Linked DNA regions of Mus musculus: region 2 is linked to region 1. A link is a loop called in an ENCODE intact Hi-C map of the cell type or tissue named here. Cell type or tissue: heart. All regions are shown on one strand. Each heading gives the region's core, and the rest is flanking DNA. Links, peaks and the distances in the headings are about the cores only.

Evidence for each region. Peaks named below come from ENCODE experiments on the same cell type or tissue, not always from the same donor. Only the 100,000 strongest peaks of a DNase experiment are listed, where the experiment ranks them.
Region 2: it touches region 1 in a loop (3-fold over the local background); 3 of 42 quality-filtered maps call a loop at or near these places.

What each region holds. Positions count from the first base shown.
Region 1 is chr3:19,565,423-19,568,336 of GRCm38, reverse strand. The region is part of intron 2 of Dnajc5b (DnaJ heat shock protein family (Hsp40) member C5 beta); the gene reads right to left. Among named protein-coding and RNA genes, the nearest start is that of Gm23330, 6.6 kb to the right of the region's middle. In heart, for the core only: no CTCF peak of the experiment used is centred there; a DNase peak (open chromatin) is centred at 1,326; H3K27ac peaks cover 1,285 bases.
Region 2 is chr3:19,675,470-19,678,383 of GRCm38, reverse strand. All of the region lies in intron 9 of Trim55 (tripartite motif-containing 55), which reads right to left. Among named protein-coding and RNA genes, the nearest start is that of Gm42189, 17 kb to the left of the region's middle. In heart, for the core only: no CTCF peak of the experiment used is centred there; a DNase peak (open chromatin) is centred at 1,493.

The sequences.
Region 1 (2,914 bases), core at 226-2,725:
CACAGCAAAGTTGAGGCCTTAGCAAACAGATTTGGTTACTACTGTTTGTTTGACAGCAAGGGGCTCTCTTATACTGAAGATTTGATGGGGTCTAATGGTTCTATTTTGGATACTTGAGATGTGTATTAAAATATAAGTAAATCTAGAGAGCCATGAGTCCAGAGTTCAGAAGGAAAATACTGTAAGAGACCTACGTTTGGAAGTTCTTGGTAGGCCGCTGATATTTACAATCGTGAAACTACAAGAAAGTCCAAAAAAGTGGTTCAAGAAGTCCAAAGACTGGGCTTTGAGATAGGATTTAAGAAATCCCAGCCATGCAGGGTAGGCACACCTAAAGCCAATCTATCTCAAACAAAACAAAACAAAATAAAACAAGACAAAAACCACACTTTAAAACAAGCAATAAAAAGCAAGGTTCAGTGAGATAGATGGGAAAATCTAGACAGTGCAAAGTCTTGGGATCCAGGGGAAGAAGATGTTCAAAGAGGAGCAATCCCTCAAACTGCTAAGACAGACTGTAAAAAGCCCAGGACTCAGAAAGACCAGACACAATGTCCTGGAAATCCTTCATACCAACCCCATACACATGTGTTAAAGCATGTTCTAAAAGGAGGAAAGTAATGGTAAAAAAAAAAAAATTAAAAAGCAGAAAAAAAGGAAATAGAAAAATGGGAAGTAATAACCAGAATTAAGTGTTTATGGCTTTACATTAGGATCACAGGGTTTTTTTTTTTTTTTTTTTGCTTTCTTTTTGCTTATGATAGTGTATATAATACTTATATGTTTTTGTCAAAGCATCTTAAAGCTCCAGTGACAAGACGTATTCTTTTGAAACATCTGAAAATTCAGGTTTTGTTGCCTTAAGTGACCTATTATTGAGTCACAGAGAGTTCATAAACATACAAGAAACGTTTTCTGAGTATGTATCGTGTTCTTGGTCAGGGACATTCCCTCAAGCACTCTTCCCGCAGCTGGCTTTGTGGTGCACCCTTCCTGGAATTTCACTGTGCAGCTTTTCCTTCTGGTAGTCCTCAAGGTACTACGTGTCGTCTAACCCAAGGGAAGGGCTGTGACCTCTGCCCAGAAGGGAAACATTCCCTGAGAAAGAATGGTTCTTATAAACCTTGCCTTGCCTCCAGGCTTCAGAGGAACACTGACACGCTCCACCCAGACAACGGCAGAAGCCTGGCCTCCTCTCATTTGTTACCCTGTTGGAACTTTGACAGCTCACAAGGGCAGATGCACTCAGCCGTTTATCACACTCCCCTAACAATGGTGTTGGCTGATTTGGAGGGCTGGAACGCCTCCATCTGCAGCAAGTCCAAGTCCTGGTTGTCAGCAGTGTTTTGACTCCTCTTGGCAGACACTCTTGGCTCTGAGTTTCCTTGGCACAGATGGCAAAGCAGGGGCAGCTGCCAAAATTACACAACTGTTCAAGCAGGTGATCTCAGTGGTGCCCCACCTGCTTGGGGGTTATCTACAGAGCAAGCAAGACATGGAAGGTTCTCTGGGAGCTCAGGTTGAGCATTTAAATACAACCATCACCTGTTTGTGTTAAAGGTATTCTTGCCATTTCTAATTTTACAGGTAAAAGGGACATCATATTCAACTAGAATGTGAGAGTTCATTTCTAAACATTCCCGTGCTTCCCAAAAGTGGACTAGAAGGGAGAAAAACAGGATGTCATAGCCAACACTCTCAGACGAGACCCACCTACTGCCATCCCAGCCTCTCAGTCACCTGGGGCTGATTCTGACCGGCTCACCCAGCTGTCCCTCCATGGGTTGAGATGTCAGAGGAGAGCTTTTGGGATGTCCTCAGCCACATTCTATTGTGGCATGGTTGTGTCTCTAGCTGCCTTCCTCCTGCTGAACACATTTCTGCCTCCTTTTATTTATTATTTTTATGTTTATATCTATCTATCTATCTATCTATCTATCTATCTATCTATCTATCTATCTATCTACTATCTATCTATCTAGGTTTTTCAAGACACGGTTTCCCTGTGGAGCACTGGCTGTCCCGGAACTATTTTTGAAGACCACGCTGGCCTTGACCTTAAAGATCTACCTGCCTCTACCTCCCGAGTGCTCTGATCAAAGGCATGCACTACCACACCCAGCACATTTCTGCCTCTGAACTCAGTTTTTAATGTTGGCTATTATTGTGAATCTATCTCCATTTCTTCCTGACTTCCTTATTGGGCCATGAAACATGTGTTCTCTCTGACCTCAGAAGAAATCTTCCTGCAGGGTACTAAAAAGACGAGACAGCAGCCACTGATATCTTCCCGTGTTCCAGAACCCTGTGGCAGAGCCACTGCCAACTGCGCTTTTTGTTTCATTTTGTTTTGTTTGCCATTTTTCATCATAGTGAGCTTTTGTTTATTTTAAATATTCTTGTATTTTGTGTATCAATTTAGTTTTTGAGAGAGAGAAAGCATTGTATGGTGGGGGTGGGGTACAACACAAAAATGAAATTGAGTGTGGAGGAATAAGGAGAGGATTGGGAGAGAAACCTGGGAGAAACTCAGACCCTGTTTCAATAGAACAATCACTTGTTCTTTCACAGTGTATGAAAAAAAATGATTCGAGAATATAGCCACAGCCTGGAATAAAGAGAGAGAAGCCTGGGATCATATTAGATCCCAGAAAACAGACCTTTGTCTAGAGAGGATTGCCTGTGGTGAGAATGAGACCAATAGTGGATACAGAGATGAGCCGCCAGAGCCACAGTTGGCAGAATCAGAAACCTGCCAACAGTGTGACCATGGAACATCTGAAGCTATGTGTGACAGCGGAGAATCAAGGCCCTTACACCCTCGTGGACTTGGGTGACACACATGTGAAGATACAGAAAATGAGTACCATAACATTTGGGATGAACCAGCACCTTAATGTCTGTCTGATTCTGT
Region 2 (2,914 bases), core at 86-2,585, 110 kb before region 1:
GAATTGTCTGTTTGCCGGGCATCTTGTGTGGTTATCATTGACTCTGAATGACTCCCCCTATGACAACATCCTGAAATGGACTTCAAATGTCTCAGCACTAGCATCCTCACTTTCTAACATAGCTGGCAGAGAGCAGAATATGATCAAAACACATTGCATGACACTCTAAAAACTCCACAAAAAGTTTTCCCAAAAAAATCAAATTTCAAATAAACATATGAAGAGCATCAAATGTTATTTCTACTCTCTTTGCTTCAGCTAAACATATAGTAAACATGAGCTCAAACTCTGGGTCTCTGCACAGTTTTCTAGCAGAAATAAGGTGAGAAGGTTCAAAGTTCTTCCTGCAAAGGGTAAGAACTAGCACCTTTTAAAATGTGAGTCGACAAGTGGGATGAATCCAACATTTGAAAACAATAATTTTCATAGAAAATGGGGACAAGGATGGTAACAGTCCACCTTTGATCTATTAAAGAGTAGCACATTCACGCCCCTCCCCCAGTGTAGAGGGAGTTGATTTCTGTTTTTCCATGACCAGATTATGTAAGAATGATCTGCTTGTGTTCTGGAGTCAAGGGTGGGATTTACAAGGAATATGTAGAAAATACCTGGGAATAAACCACCTTAAAGGGTTTAGAGCTCAGCCACTGGGGCTGAGGTGAGCTTGAAGGTGAACGATTTATTGTGATGCTTGGGTTTCTGAGGCAACACACCTCCTGTCCTAGGACTACTACTAATGACCATCAGCGAGTTGGGACAGCTCTGGTATCACATTCAAGATATTTAAGAGAAGAGCAGAGCTGGGCATGGTGGCGCACGCCTTTAATCCCGGCACTCAGGAGGCAGAGGCAGGTAGATTTCTGAGTTCGAGGCCAGCCTGGGCTACAAAGTGACTTCCAAGGATATACAGAGAAACCCTGTCTCGAACCCCTCCCCCCCCGCCAAAAAAAAGAGAAGACCAGGAGTGCAGAGTGACATTACAAGCTAAATGTATACTGGGCAATAGTTATCTAGTGGTTCTGTGTACTGAAGTTGCACCAGACGTTGGGACCATTGTGAGGTCTTTACAACCCTGTTTATGTCTGATTTCCTGGGTCCAAGAGTGGTTCCCATTATGATCAGGTTAGCTTTGCTACATAAAAATGCCTTTTCTCAAATATAAAACTCTACAATCAAGACGGCTTTGCAACAACAAATATCAAACCACTGCATCAAACCCCACCCCTCCTGCCTCACTCCCATCTCACCACACAGGTAGCTGAATGCATACAGCCATGAAGCATGACACCCCCTCACAGCCTCAGAGGATATTGTAAGGATACAAGGTGACAGGGTTCCAAACCAACATTCTTGGAATATAGCCCGGAACCCTTTAGACAATTATTCAGATCCACAGTTAGCTCCTGCTTCCAGTAACCATGTAGCTTTCTGTCCCTGTTCTTGTGCCCGAGACCATTGGCTATGATTCCATTTTACCACAGATAACGTGAAGAGCAGGAGTCAGGCCACTGAATAGATGATATGCATGACCAGGACATTTGATTGGATACAAGTTCACAGCTGACTGTTAGACATGAGGTGGGTGGAGGTTTTGCTCACACAGTTAAACAGATACAGCTGGTACACACAGAGATCCTACAGCCACTGCAGAGCAGATGGCTAATGAGACAGAAGAGAGGCCTTTCATGACAGGTTAGGGAACCTAAAATAGCTGGTGCCTTTTAGCTCCAAGGATCCTGGACTTGGCTAAGGGTGCCCGGAGCAAGGGCTTAGGCCAGTAGAGCTCTTCACTCAAAAGTGAATGTCCTTGAGCTCTTCAAATACTGCTAAGTGGGCAAATTTCAAATATGTCACTCCCTAAGCAAACCTCATAGCTTGCCCATGAGAAGTGTAACTGGAAACATAAGGAAGGGACTGTTGAATGAAATGATGGCTTTTCTTTGATTTAGATTCTTATGGTTTTATGTGCCTATTAATGCCTGTCTCTTCGCTCCATGTACCTAATGACTGCTACACAAGCAGTATCTTATTCTCAGAGACCTCCTCTCCAAGGAAAGACCCTGAAGAGAATAAAGGTTCTAAGAAAACTGAGAAATCCCCTAGTCCTAGCCTAGTGCAGAGTCTGACCTGAACAGCATTCTCGACAGGGCGCCTCCTGAGCATCTCTGGGAAGACAGGGGGAATGCTGCTCCTAAGCCTACATTAGACCTACATGCTCCTGAATGGGTTCTTTGTTACTTCTCCCTCTGCTGAGCTGGACCCCTCTAATGACCACCAGGAGGGTTCATCTCTACTGGAATACTGAATAATTGTCTATGGCGTCAGGTTCTCCATGCAAGGGTAATGGAGGGAGTCTTTCTGAGACAGTGCATGGGCCCCTGTACTGTAGGGAGGGAGCTTGGGGCCTTGAGTGAAACAGTTTTAGATGGCTGAACATCAAGGCTTCTGAGGAGTGCATCTCTGAGCCTACAGAAGAGGAACACTATGAAAGAAAATACATGAGATGTTAGTAAATGGAAAATAAAATATTTCCTACCCATTAAAGCAAAAATCAAGCACTGAATCTGACTCCAGATGTAGTAGAGAATAAGAAAAGCCAGAAGTGCTAGGCAGATTGCTAACTCCTGTGAGAAAACAAGAAGAAATCTTCACTGACATCATCACAAATAATTTCTTTTAGACATATCATTTATACAAACCTTTTGCACTGGATGGGAGATCTACTATATGTTACTTGTGGAGATATTGTACAACTGTTAAAGAAAATAACTTCCTCATCAAGTACAGAAATCTCCCTAAAGGGTCTAGAAATAATCAATCTATCTCATCTGTTTTTGTTTCTTGTTTTTAAACTACAACTAGCCCTGGAAAGGTTACTTTGCAAAGTTTATTTTTGTCATTTATTTTGTATCTG